Linked DNA regions of Mus musculus: region 1 is linked to region 2. A link is a contact called in ENCODE Hi-C data. All regions are on one chromosome and are shown on one strand. Each heading gives the region's core, a stretch centred on a gene start or an enhancer-like site at or near the end of the contact. The rest is flanking DNA. Distances are from core to core; before and after follow the strand shown. Region 1 holds the start of 4833439F03Rik (RIKEN cDNA 4833439F03 gene). Region 2 holds the start of Tpst2 (protein-tyrosine sulfotransferase 2).

Evidence for each region. Hi-C counts contacts between places; a loop is a spot of excess contacts on that map.
Region 1: a loop to region 2 is called in a map of v-Abl transformed pro-B cells, with 2.5 times the contacts of the local background. The contact joins the promoter of 4833439F03Rik here to the promoter of Tpst2 in region 2. A Hi-C loop is called at or near these places in 2 of 37 maps with a recorded cell type or tissue (regulatory T cell and v-Abl transformed pro-B cells).

The regions. Positions count from the first base shown.
Region 1 is chr5:113,136,494-113,143,504 of GRCm38, reverse strand. 4833439F03Rik (RIKEN cDNA 4833439F03 gene) reads right to left here and starts at 5,693. Exons shown (of 3, transcript NR_166693.1): 1 at 5,528-5,693; 2 at 4,735-5,165; 3 at 2,381-4,153. All of the region lies in intron 6 of 2900026A02Rik (RIKEN cDNA 2900026A02 gene), which reads left to right.
Region 2 is chr5:112,271,240-112,278,636 of GRCm38, reverse strand. It overlaps Tpst2 (protein-tyrosine sulfotransferase 2), which reads right to left and starts at 1,892. Exons shown (of 7, transcript NM_009419.5): 1 at 1,866-1,892. It overlaps Gm46941 (a long non-coding RNA gene), which reads left to right and starts at 7,185. Exons shown (of 2, transcript XR_001785046.1): 1 at 7,185-7,351.

The DNA.
Region 1 (7,011 bases), core at 4,444-6,943, 860 kb before region 2:
GAGAGACCTCCTGGGCAGAGGGGGAAACCACCCTGGGCTGTGAGGACAGAGGGAAGCCAAGGAGGAAGGGAAAAGGTGGCCTTCACTCTGGAAAGGGATCTATGTAGTGTGTCAACCTCCCAGAGTCAAGACTAAACATGGCCACACTTCTGGCCATTTCCCATTTCAGTACCGGAAGGACTCCTATTCATCCATCCAAACCCCTTCCAGATAACCCATCTCCTCATTGCGTTGGGTTTGCCATCTGTTTCTGTCTCCTGGCTCTCAGGTCCCAGGCATCTGTTGGCCTTTCCTTTTTTCACTAGACCAAGGAAAGGTGTATGCGTGATCTGGAAAGGAATGGTGGCACCTGGGCTTGAGCTGGCCTGTGGGGGTGGGGATAGGGGTGGGGGGGAAGGGCTTTCTCCTTCAGCAGTGTAGATTTAGAGAGGCAGGCTGAGCTGCGCAGGGAGCGACCGCAGTTCTGTTCTGTGTCAGCTCAGATGTATATGGAATAACTATTCATTGAATGAAGGAAGGAAGGAATGAGTGAGTGAATGACAAGTTCTTCCCTTTGTGAGACCCGTGGGCTCTCTGTCTCGAGTCACACTGTGGTCAGCATCCTCGGTTCCTTCCAGGGCCCCACAGGTCCCCAGTTTTGCAGATTTCTTATGTAAGGAAGATACAGTTTGCTTTCAGAATGCCTGCGGCGTCCCCAGAGTTTCCTGGAGAGAATAGCATTTGCAGAAACAGCCCTCTGGGGGGGACGCCTGTGCTGCCCCAGATTTAGTAGTGACGCTTTTTATAGCCCCACTCCCAGAGCACGTGGTGACACTGGAAGCCGGAGCAAGCAGCCAGCATCTGGCTCCCGGCTCTCTCCTGCTCTTGTCTCTCCAAAGGAGGCCGAAAGCCAAGATCCACAGCGTTTCCTGCACCATGCTGGCAACTCTATCGCTTACAGCTGTGTGACACTGGACTGGCCATGTCCATCCCTTCTCCCTGCCTCGTGTTATCCATCTGTAAAATGGCATGGAGCTTCTTGCATTGTTGGCAGGAGCAGATGAGGTGTGTGACAGAGACACGGTTCAGTGAGGCAGCATGGTGGTGCATGATATAATTTGATGACGTAATGGCTTAGCACTGTGATGTCACATGGTATTGCATTACAGTGAAATCATCATCCTGTCTGTGACATCACACATGGTGTGTGTGTGTGTGGGGGACAAGGTGTCCTGATGTTTGGCCACAGCTGGTGTTTGGGGGGACAGCGATGACAGGGGTGGGGGAGTGGAGTGCAGTGGGGCTGGTGTTTATGTGCAGAGACGGTGGGGACTCCTGTGCTGGTGGCTAACATGGAGGCCGGGCCATAGACTTGAGCAATGACAGAGTGGGGTACACACAGGTGTCTGGTGAGCTCTGTCCCCAGCATGTCCCCGGGCTGGTCTTCCTGTGGGCAGGGGACCTGGGTTCTGAGTTCTTTGCTGGCTGTTCACTGAGATATATGGTCACCCTTTGTACAGCCCTGAGCCAGACCGTGTTCTGGGGATGGCAAGCTGGACTCATGGGCAAAAAACCAAGTGCACCCTCTAGATGTGGGGACAGACGGGAAGGAGTCAACCAGCCACATGCACAACCAGCAAACACTTGGTGGGTTTCATCTGTGAGAGAAATCAAAGAGGTTTAGTTACTCTCTCAGTGGCTAGTTAAAGCCAGTTGCAGATTGTAACTTGGTTTAGCCAGTCCAGTGCAGGGTAGGAAGCAGGGCAGGAGGCAGGGCATGGCCCATGGGGCCATCACTTAGTACCAGGAAACAAGAAAACAGCTAGTGGTCAGGATAAATAATTCTTTAAATGAGTATATATATATATTTTTAAGTCAAAGCAGAATCCCATGAAGAATACAGACTTAATACTGGAAAGGCAGAGTCGATGTGATAGAGTTCTCCTCCATCCTGGATCCAGACACCCCGCTTTTCCCAGCCCACCTGCCCCTTTTGGCTGAGCACCTGGCTTCTTGTGTCCCACTTGTATATTTTGTGGCAGCTGTGTTTTTAGCATCAGCCCCTGTGTGTTCTTCTTTCTGAGGTGAATTCTCACGTGTGTCTCACATGTGGTATCTGTCGTGAACTGTGGTGTCAACAATCAAGCACTTTCTTGTTTGTTTGTTTTAATGTGTGAGTACACTATAGCGGTGTTCAGACACACCAGAAGAGGGCATCGGATCCCATTACAGATGGTTGTGAGCCACGGTGTAGTTGGTGGGATTTGAACTCGGGACCTCTGGAAGAGCAGTCAGTGCTCTTAACACCTGAGCCATCTCTCCAGCCCCAGTCGAGCACTTCAAGACATTTGAAATGATGCCCGGGACAGCTGTCTTCTTCATAAAAACTGTGTGTCTGAGATTTTTTTTTAAATAAAGATTTATTTGTTATGTATACAACATTCTACCCGCATGTTCACCTGCAGGCCTGAAGAGGGCAGCAGATTCCATTACAGATGGTTGTGAGCCCCCATGTGGTTGCTGGGAACTGAACTTAGGACCTCTGAAAGAACAGCTAGTGCTCCTAACCTCTGAGCCATCTCTCCAGCCCCATCTGAGGTGTTTTCAAAGCCGATGACACCTGTGCATCCCAACCTGGTCCCCAGCTTCAGTGTGTCTATCCATCCCAAAGGGGCAGTGTTTCATCTGGGGTGTTTGGCTTCTCTTAGAAATATTACAGGTGCTGCACCCCTCTTGAAGCCATTCAGTGGGAGCTACGATCACTTTAGATGTGTCTCGTGCCTCTCACGGCCCCCCCTCCCCTCCGAAGGATAGAATGATCCCCATCTCTGTGTCCAGATAGCCTGTCACACTTGGGTCCCCCTCTCGTTCTCGAAATGTTCCTGGGGTGGCTTTTCTGGGGCCAGATTGGGAAGGGCCTGTCTATCCTTTCCTGTCTTCTGTCTGTCCCTGGTTACCTGGGAAGTCTATGAAGTGACCGGAGCCTGGAGTTTGCTGTGAATTCCTTGTAGAACCCAGAAACCCCGGCTGTGACTGTGGGTGTAGCCCCCTTTGGAGGCTAGGGAAGGAGCCAGGCTCAGGTGGAGAAGGGGATTGGCCTTCCCCTGGCATGTTTCCTCATCTGCAGAGGTGCAGGCTGGGGTGACATCTCACCTGCTGGGCACACAGTCTGACCTCTCTCACCTGCTGGGCACACAGCCTGACCTCAGTCAGGGGCCCTCCTTCCATTGTAAGCCATCCTGTCCTCATCCCTACAGTTCCCTATGAACCTGGCTCACCTCAGGACCTTTGCACATATTATGATCAGGAGACTGAGGGCAGCTTGGCTGAGTGAGTTTTTGTCTCCCAGTGACTCTAGTCGGGAAGCTGGCCATGGTTCCTGTCCTCTGGATCTGACCGGAGGCAGGTACCTGCCTTCGTCCAGTAGCCAGCCATGGTGCTGGGTTCTAGCTGGAACTCTAGTCTCTTCTCTGTGGGTTTCTCCTCCAGAGCATCCACCATGGCTGCCCCTTACATGCCCTAGAGTCATCCTCACTGTGGCGCTTGGGGACCAACCCTGATGCATTGTGGGAGGGGTAGTGGGGACCCTGGGGGCCTCTGGGAGGCAGGCCACCACACACAGCCTCAGCTCTCTGGGCCTCAGTCTCCCTTTTTAGCAAATGGGATCCTTTGAGCATTTATCAGGCTCAGGTGGCATCAGTCAGCAGCTGTGTTGCATCCCTCTGACCCTCCACAGCACAGGGCCATGAGCTGGGCCAGAGGAGGTGCTCACTCTTACCGGAGATGCCTGGACCACCGGGGGTGGGGAGTTGGGGGGTTGGAATGAGGAGGAGGAAGAGGAGGCTGTAGGTAGCCTGCACACACTGTCTGTCACAGGGTGGGCCTTCAAGATACTTACTTTGGCAAGTCTGGTGTCTAGAGAGCAAATATTGACTCAGGACAGAGAGGTGAGGGGGCGGTGCATCGATCATACCAGGTGGTTGGGCAGATGTGGATTTCAACCTTGGATTTGGCCTGGCATTTTGAAAAGTCAATATTTTTTTAAGGCCTGCCAGTGGGCGAGGTGTGGGGGGGGGTCAGACGTGCTTGCAACCATGGGGAGGGGGCCATTTCCAAGAGCACCTTGGTCGTGCTCTTGCTGTGTGACCTTCGACATGTGAATCCACCTCTTCACCTGTGGAAGGAACAGAGATGGGGAATAGAGCCTGGCTGGAAGGTCCAGAGTCCCACTGTGCTGATGCCCCTCCCTGTCCAGTGTGTACCCTCTTCTCTCTTATCAGCCCCCACAAGCTCCAGCCCTTAAGGGTTAAGCACAGTGAGCTCATGTGATACTCGTTCATATGAATCATCCTTATGGCTCCTTGTGCCCAGCCTAGGAAAGGGGGCAGATGCTGTGCCCCCAAGTTGCCATGGCAACCCTGCTTGTACCAAAATGCAGGCACCTCAGCCCCAGACCCACCCTTGAGGGAAGCTCAGGGCAGGTCACCTGCGTCCTCCATCCTCGAGGAGAGGCAGCAGGGACTGCTGAGCGGATAAGAGGGGGAAGGAGCTTGGTGGGGGAGGCTTAGCTGCTTAGCTCCGCAAGGAGATGGAAGCCGAAGGGCGCTGCCGCTGCCGGGAGAGGGAGACAGACTGACAGCCAGCCACAGGTCCTCAGACTTCACCTGAAGCCCTGGAGGCTCGTGCGGCAGCGGCCCCTCCACCTCCCCGGGGCAGCCGCCTCCCACGTACATGCCCCCACACGCGCGCACTCACCCGCGTTCCTGCACGGTGCTGCCTGGGGTGGGTAAGCAGTCTGGCACATGAAGTCCCCGAGGGACAGCGAGCGAGCGAGTTGAGACTTAGGGGGAGAAAAAAAAACAAAACAAAAAAAAAAAAACTGGGGCTGACGCCAGCTCCCTGGGCGGCCACCTCCCGAGGCCCCTCCTGCATTCCTGGGCTGTGCACCCCTCGCCAAGACAGGGGGCTGATGTCATTCCGGGCTGCCGGGCCAGGGGACCCGGGCTGGGTGGCTGCCTCTCCGGAAGTGAGCGCGCTGCCTGCTGGGCGGCAGGTTCAGTCGGCTTCGGGTTTGGAGTCTCCAGCCTGAGGACTGGAGATCTGCCTAGTTCAGACGAGAAGAGCCTGGAGAGAGAGCTGGCCGGCGGCGGTGGGCGGTGGCTCCCAGGTGTGCATGGGAGTTCTCCCTGCATGGACGGAGGAAGTGAGTTGGGGGTGCCAGCCCCCTCGCCCAGTTCTTCACAGCCACCTGCCCCTTGACTTCATCAGGGTTGGCCCCAGGGACTAGAACTGGACGACCTGGTTGGTTGACTCTAGGCTCCTGCTGGTGACCCCCTGCTGACCCGTCCCGTCCCTGTTTCGTGACCCGCACGGATGCCTGTCGGGCGATGTTTACTTTACTTGCGCTGATGTTCTCTGCCGGGCTTCCCATCGGAGCCCAGAACTTCTCCCCAAGGACGGTCACCGACAGAAGGACCAGGACCCTGGCAGTGTCGGCCTCCTAACTGCCTCCGCCTGCCCCCTCCTCCAGGCTGGCCCTATGGAGTACCTGGGCGACAAGCTTTCAGTGGCCCAGACACACATGACTCAGTGGGTTGGCACGGTGAGGCGGTCCTTCCAGGAGGCTCTGCACTTGGTGACGGCCACGGTGGGCACCGAGCGGAGCGGGGAGTCCGCCGCTCGCACCCCGTTCAAGCGCACCTCCTCCTTCAGACACCTGGCCTCTCGGAGCCGAGAGTCCTTCCGCCGCTTCTCCGCACGCAGCCAACAGAGGTTCTCATCCCTCCGGAAGAGACAGCCAGACTCTGAGGCCCCTGATCTTGTAAGCTTGGGGATAGATGTGTGTGGTTTAAAATAGCAGGGCAACCCTGGGAAGGTCCCTTCCCTCGGACTCCTGAGAGGGGGCCAACTCGTAGAAGCCTCAGGGGAGGACTTTTCCTATCAGTGATGATGGCCTTGGGATACTGAGGGGGATGTAGGCTGGGTTGGCTGCTCTGCAGGTGCAGCACCCACTGCTTGAAGCTGGTGGGGAACGGACTCCGGGCTCCTTGTCTGTGAGCAGGGCTGTGTGGGGGTTGGGGGGGCACTGCTGTCCCCACGGCATGCCGGCATCTCTATTTTTAGGGAAGCTTACTTGACACCTGCTCTATCTCCTCTTGCCCTCCCAGGGTGACCAAGTGGTCTCATTGCCTGTGTGCTGATTTAAGGCGGTTGCCTGGTTGCCACTGTTCAAAAGTGAGACACTGAGTGACTTCCGAGGGGAGGAGCTGTAGGGGACTGGGTGGAAGGTGATGGCAGGTCCTGCCAGCCTGGGAGCTTGGACTTGTGTGAAGAGCCCGGCCATTGTGGAGCGCCCAGGCCCAGCTATTGGGTTCTATGCTGTGAGACCAGGGTAATCATAGCCAGTGAGTGTAATCTGGAGTGATATGAGGCGGGTCTGGAGACAGAACGGTGACCTCGTGGGCATGCGCAGCAAGGTGCGGGAAGTCTGGCTGGGAGAGAGAAGCAGGAAGAACACTTCCCTGCCCAACTCTTGGCAGATGGTTTCTGGGACCTCTAATGACTTCGGGGACACTAACGTCACCAACCAGAACGAAGCTTAGTTGCAGTGCCCAATGTCTTCAGATAGCTGGCCTCTGCCCTGGGCTGAGTTGTCCCAGTTTTCAGGGGCGTTCGAGGCCAGACATGGGTTCAGTTATCCCTTTTTGTCCCCAGAGCCAGTGTGGTTATGAGACAGTGTTGGGCAGGGGAATGCAGCTGTCCGCAGAGACCAGGGGACTCAGCAGGGCGCACACAGCCACTGAGCCACTAGGCAGGGGCTCACCCAGGCCAGAAGCCATGCTGTGAGGCTGATCAGGGGTGACTCCTTGTGTGGGAGTCTGCACTCCTTTGGGTCTTGAGTGCTCGCCCATTCTCCGCGAAGGAAGAGCTCGTTCTGTGTCAGCTTGTCTGTCTCCTCCTGCCCCGTTCCCCAGAATCCTCTCCAGGAACACTAGCTCTGTTCCCTGACCTCTGCCCTAGCTCTTCTTGGGC
Region 2 (7,397 bases), core at 643-3,142:
GTTCTATTGGAAGCTCGATCTCCTAGCTTGCCGGAGGCTCTGGGTTCCACCCCAGCACTGAATGCAGAAGGTGTCACGATGCACACCTGTATAGCACTCAGGAAGTGGAGGCAGGAGGAACAGAGGCTAAAGGTCATCTTCAGTTCCATAGTGACGTGAAGGCCAGCCCGAGTCACAGGAGACCCTGTCTCAATACACACTTTCTCGACGGAGCTTGCACACACACACACACACATGCACACATGAACGCGCACCCCCCCCCTCACTGTGGGAAGCACAGTGACTCTCTTTTATAACCTTACCTCCCCCAGCACAGGAAGAGGGTGGGCAGGTCCAGGCCCTAACCCCAACAGGTACTGAAGCTGTCAACCACAAATCTGCTCACCACTGCTGCTTACTAGCAGGTCCCAGGAACCGCCCGGATGACATGCAGGGTACCCCTCAGAGCACTAATGAACTAGGAAATCATTTATAACAAATGCATTGAAGCCAGGAAGACGCTGATGTTTCAGAAGAAACGAAACATATTCAGAATTTATGGGAAACCTCAAGCCAGGCAAGTGGCACAAGCCTCTAATTCCAGCACTCCGGGGCTGAAACCGGAGAGTCTGGGGTTCAAGGTCAGCTTGAGGTAGATAAGACTTGGTCACAAATATCATCATAACCATCACATTCCAGAGGCAGTAAAGTGGTAAGGCACTTTGGGAGTTTGGCAGCTCCTCAATAGGTTAAACTTTAAAGGGATCCTGAAATTTAGGCAAAACTGAAAAGAGAAATACAGTGTGTGTATTCCCAGCAACAATACTAATCACAGCCATAAAGGAACATCAACCCACTGTCCATCTACAAACCAATGGACTACACACACACACACACACACACACACACAATATCCACACTAGGAAATACTATGCACATGAGGAACCATACACAGAACCACCCAGAGCAGAGAAATCCATAGACAGATAGTAGTGTAGATGAAGGTGAGCCGGGGTCTGGGGAAAGAGGTTTGGGAGTTGAGGGTTAGGGACTGCTGCTTTGGGGGATGTACAAATGTTCTAAAAGTAGACGAGGATCAGTGCGTAATGTGAGCATCCTAAAACCCACCAACCACCTAAAGTTTACTTCCAAAAGAAGATTTATATGGTTAGTGGATCAGACCTTCAGAAAAAGTGTTACAAAAAAAAAAATCCTTAGATACGGTTTTTAAAACAAGATATGGTAAATGGAATGAGCCCAAGGCGAGGCAAGGCGGGTACAGCGGTTCACAAATAACTTAACAGCTTCTTCAGGGTAACGAAACAAACCCAGTTCTGTATGTCCGGAAACAGAGGCTGGAGAAAGGGCATGTCCCCAATACTAAGCCGGAGCCTCCCAGCCCGATCTGCCCCAATGCAGAAGCTGGGCCTAACTAACCATCGGGCATCCCTGCTAGAATGAAAGAAACAAGGGGTTGGGGAGGGCAAGGAACAGTATGAACACCGGGAGCAGTGGGTACAGGGGCAGCCACCTCTGGGGGGAGGGGGGAGGGTCACACGCTCGCTCGCGCGCACAAAACCCCGCGGGAGAGTTTCTGCCCCGTCCTAGCTGTGAGTCCCAGCGCCCGGGCACGTGACCCCAGGCCTCAGTTTCCCACGTGTGAAGCAGGAAGCAAGCAAAACAGGGCAGAGCAAGAGAGGTCTACGCGTTCTTAAGAACCACCGTGGGCCGCGACCTCCGCAAGTTAACTTCCCCGCGGCGCCGCGCGGGTGGGGCTCCAGGCCACGCGCGTCCTCCCGCGGCGACCAGGCCTGTCCGCGCCGCCCACCGTCCGGACCGCGCCACGCAGCCCTGACCTGGTACTGGCCGAGGCCGCTGCCACCTACCGTGCCCAAATCGGCGCCCGCGCAGACTCCGGCTCCCTGCCGGCCGCCAGGGAGGCGCCGCGAGGGGCGGGGCCGCGTGTCGTGACGCAAGGGGCGGAGCCACTCGTGATCACGCCCCTGTCGCCTAGTGCTTGACCACGCCCCCAACGTCTATCGCTAGAGCCGCGACACTCCAGGCTTGCCCAGAGGGTTGGGGGCGGGACCCAGATAGGCCCTGCCCACACGCACGGCCTCCGCCACTCCCCCTCCCCTAGCTTCCCCTCTAGCGCCATGACGCAAGGGGTGTGGCCAAGAGAGCCCGCCCCTTCCAGCGTTGCCCCGCCCTCATCTCCTCCCCGGGGGCGGAGCCCCTGCCGTTAGAGCTTGCTGCTCTGGCTCCTTTAACTACGCAGGGCGTTCCTCCTCTGCACGGCATCCTTGAGGGCGCAGCCACAAGCTGGCGTTCAGACGCTGAGCGGGATGGCTGTCCGTCAGCGCAGGGGTGTGCACTATAGGTACAGGATTGGGTCCCAGAAAGGAGCCAGCCCAAGGTGTGCAGAGCAAAGGAGAAGGTGTAGGCTAGCCTCTCGCTGCGTCCTCTATAGCCTCTGTTTACAGCGCGCGCGCGCGCGCACGAGTTGTGGTGTGTTTTACCATTTTAAAATACATTAGATGGCTCGTTTGGTAAAGACGCTTGCAATCCCCGAAACCCGTGCAGAGATGGAAGAGTAGAACCGGCTCCACAAAGTTGTCTCCGACCTCCACACGTGTGCCTTGACACACAGTAATAAAAATAAATATTGAAAATAAAATCCTGGTGTTTGCGAGATGGCTTAGTGGGTAAGAGCGCCTGCCTCTAAGTCTGACGACATGAGTTCGATGAGGGACCCACATCATACAAGGACGTACCCCTCCCACCCAAACAAATCCTTTGACCTTCCAGGGTGTTGTGAAACCGTATACCCCAAACCTGTACAAAACTAAATGAAATTCATTTTTATACTAGTTACAACTAACACAAATATCTCTACAGGCCAGACAAAGCAAGGCACACAGATATGTGTTTGTCATTCATTCATTCATTCATTCATTCATTCATGTAGTCTATAAAACAGTGCCTGCCCTGTGGGAGATGCTGGGCTGACAAAGTCCCCGTCTTGGTGAAGCCAGTTACCAAAAATGAAACCACACAACATAGCATTTACTGAGTGCATATTTGAGATTTTTTTTTTTTTTTTGTGACTAACGACACAGCTCTGGGAGTTTTATACTATTTATGGGTGAAGAAAGATCAAAGAGCAAGGTCTGCCTGAAGGGGACTTCTGCTCCGCTGAGGGCTTTCTCTGAGCTTTATGATTCCACAAGTAAGCTGGATTCCCCTCAACAAGCCTTCCCAGCAGGGTCTGGAACTGGCCAGGCAAGAGTAGGTTCCAAAACTAGTCCAGGGAGGAAAAAATGAGGTGCTTACCTCATGACCCAAAGCACAGGCAGGGTGGCCTGTGCAACTAGTCATGAAAAGAACATTAGTCACAGCAGGGCCCGGGGGGGGGGGGGGGGCAGGATCCAGAAAGGAGGAGGTCAGCCTGGGGCCTTGCTTGAAGACAGGTAGGCAGGATGTGGTGGAAGGGGAGGATGTGGCCTGGCTCCTGTGCACTGTGGAAAGGCATCTATCTCCACAGGATCCTGCTGAAATGGAGACAGGGTCCATGTTCATCAGGGAAGAGTATGGCTAGATAAGATTTCTGTAGAGACCCCCTTGGGGTGCTTTTAGGGAGGAACAAGCAGGTAAGGGCTTTGGCTCATCCCAGGGGTGGTTAAGCATCCCAGGGTAGGCAAAGGATGCAGAGGAAGGATTCTGCTTCCACAGATGCTAGGAAGGCAGGAGAGGCAGATCTGATGGGACAGCTGGAATGAGCATGCTCTCAGTCACCCACCCAGATTAGCAAACACGCAGATCTTAATCTGTCACCTCCTGGATCGATAGGACACCCCCTGACCCCCTTGTGGATCAGCCTGGGAATCTAATGTGACTTTGAAGGCAGGTGGGTGAACCAGTCATCAATGTCCCTGGCCTGGGACCTTCTGGGATGGGCATCTCCTTCATCAGCCTTCCGGCCTGCTTCCTTAAGCAGGTTCACAAGGCATGGCGGCTTAGGGGGTCTCCAGAGCATGCTTGTCAGAAGCATGGGATAGCGATGTAGCACCAAGCACGAAATTCTAAACTCTTCCTAGCACCGACCCTCCCCTGCTCCATCCCATCTCCCAACCCCCTGCCCCAGGTTATAGTGATGCTATAAATCAATGGCTATGCCTTCTTCAGATTCTTGCTGTACCTGAAGCTATCCAGAAGAGCATTCGGGGGCTGGGGATGTGGCTGAGAGGTAGAACCAGATGGATACTCTCAGGGCCCTAGAGTCCATCCCCAGAAGCACTGAGTTTGTTCTATCTGTTTGTTTGGGTTTTTTTGTTTGTTTGTTTTTGTTTTTTCTAAATAATTTCCATTGCTTGCTCACTCTTTCCAATAGCCTTCTGAGGTTTCTTATTATCACACTCATTCTACAGATGAGGAAAACAGAGGCTCAGTCAGGAAATGTGGTTTGAGGTCTACAGCTAGCTAATGTAAATTCAGGTCTCTCTCACACACACACACACACACCCCACCCCCCCACCCCCCCAGTGCTCTGGCAGCAGCAGGCAGCAGGCAGTGGGTTCCTTCTCTGTCAAGAAGCTTGTTCGGTTACCATTTCTTTTTGGATGGTTAGGCTTCAGGAAACACCCTTTGATCTCTGGCTCAAATGACTGGCTACCATGGCAACATGGCTCCAAACAAAGTGGTCATATCTGTTTTTGTCCTCTGTGTGTGTGTGTGTGTGTGTGTGTGTGTGTCCCAGAGCAACCTGAAGTGCTATGTTCTAGAATCCTAGTGGCCTCCTTTGAGACAAGGTGTCTCATTGGCTAGAAGCTACCAGCACAGCCTACAACACCCACATTTTCACATGACTTCTAGGCACTGAACTCAAGTCTGCATGCTTCATGCAAGTGCTTTGGTGACTGGTCTGCCTCTCCAATACTTTTATTATTATTATTATTATTATTATTATTATTATTATTATTATTTTAAACAGTCTCACTATGTAGCACAGGTTGGTCTTGAACTCATGGTCATTCTGCCTCTGCTTCCCAAGGATTAGACACACACCACCATCACCAGACTCAGATGCTCACCTCTTCAGAGCCTCCCTGGACACCACAGGACCATGTCTCTCTCTTAAACTCAGTTGCTGCATGCCCTTCGGTGCCTGATGCTGTCTGGGTTGTGGTCGATGACCTTGAACACTTCTAGGGCTAGTCCTTTCTACTGGGCAAGCAGCCCAGGTACTCAAGCCTGGAAGACGTGGGTTACCCCTGTCACCATGGAAAGAGCGCTCCATCAGAGAGACACTTTGTCTTCCCAAACACTTGGATCAAAGATTCAAGATCTTGGATCTAGTCGGGGGTTAGGGGCTCAGCTGAATTGCAGTTGTAAGACCAGTGTGAGGTACAGGACTCCAGGGCTTCTGGAGAAGCTTCTAGAAAGGTGGGCCTTGTAGTCACAAGCCTCTGCTTTCCTTTAGAGTCACCCCCAAGTCATGTTTTGAGTTGTGGTTGAAACTGGGTTTCAGTTTCAAAACACATGGTGGTTTCTCATGCATCAGCTCTGAAGTTCTTCCCCAGGTGGTCAGCGCCTCACATTTCCAGGACAGGGCAGAGTCAGGACCCAGGCAGGGCAGGGCTGACAAGGTCAGCCTGTAGGCTTACTCTGCTCACCCTGGCCAAGTGAGTTTTCTTTCCTTCTGCAGTGTTTACTTTGCTTAGAGTCTTTTGTACGCTTTGTTTTTCTTAGAGATTGTCTTATATGCTTGTAAATTTGCTAGCCAAACAATAAAAAAAAATACTGACTGTTAATCCCTCCTGGGTTTTTGTGTTTGTTTGGGCAAGTGTATGTATCTAATCTCAAGGATGCTAATTTGCCCAATTTTTTTTCACCTGTCAGTACCCTGGAGAAAATACAGATATCACTGAGCTGAGAGCAACTAGGAAGGAATTTGAAAATGAATCAAGCTGCTGAATTCTAATTTTCTGTCCTTCTCTCCCTCTCTTCCCCTTCTCTCCCCCTCCCTCCCTTCCCCCTTTCTCTCTCCCCAGTCTCACGAGGCCCAGGCTGACTCCAACTCCTTATATAGCAGAAGATAACTTTGAATATACGATCCTCCTGCCTCCACTTCCCAATTGTTGTGATTATAGGCATGTGGTACCACACCCAGTATTTTCTGTGAGGGAATCAAACCCAGGGATCCAAGCAGGCCAGGCAAGCATCGACCAACTGAGATGTGCCTCTAGCATCTGTTAGTCTTTTTCTAGGACTCATGAGTAATAACCACCATCGCGTAAATAAGATCAAACTCATCCTTTTAACAACTGCGGAGCAAAATTCCGAGCGACCAACCACCCAGCAAGCCGTTGAGTCAATTCCATGGGAATCTCCTTTCTCTTTTGTATGTGCTATCCTGCTATCAGCAGGACCTTGGAGCTAAGAGAGTGTGCCAGTCAAGTCCTTAAGGCTCATGACTGTAGGGCTCTGCTTCGAGATAGCACATCTTCAATCCCTCCACTCAGGAGGTGGAGGCAGGAGGATCAAAAGTTAAAAATAATCCTTGGCTACCCAAAAAATGCAAAGCCAGCCTGGACTATAATATCAAAAGGGAAACAGATGAAAAGATCTGCACTCATACATCATAGGAGGTCGAGTGTGGAGAACTAGGGAGGAAGACAGAAATGATGGTAGGAATTCACCAGCTCAGGGTGGGGATCTCCCGGAAGCTTGCCCTTAGAATCAGATCTGGGAGATTAGTGATGAGTTGCCAAGAACCATAGCTTTAGAATCTTGGGTTTGGAGGGACAGTCATGTTACTTCGAGGGGGGAGTAAGACCCAGAAGGAAGCCATTTACAGGACACCTCCCAGGGTCCAACAGAAGCGCAGGCCAGGCCCGCAATCCTGATTCACAAACAAGCCTGTCTTCTTGCCCAAGATGTTAGCCACTTTGTCAGGTAGAAGGAGAGAATCACAGAAGAGGAAGAGGCAGGATGCAGGTACCATAGCGCTAGACTGGAATAAGGTTAGGCAACATGGTAGCTCTGCTTTGGAGCCCCAGAAAGCCCAGACGAGGTGTTAGGAGACCCCACCTTCCTTATCACTCTCATCTCCTGCCAGCTCAGCCTCTAACCTGTCCCCACTTCTGCCCACACAACCACCAAGCCACTGCCCCCATCCCAGAATGCTTTGCTGCATTTACCACGATCTCCAGGCACCCACGCCCGTACTCGTGGCACAGCAAAGCTGCCCTGCACCCCCACCCTACCCCCCGCTGCCAGGAACAGCTGTGCAAGCTGGCCACTGCACAGAGTGTCGCTTCCACATGCAGACACCACAGCCCTCCACCAGTGGTTTCAAGCAGGCAACCAGAAGGTACACCTGTTTTCTTTTAATCATCGATATCTTGGTGCCATCTGGG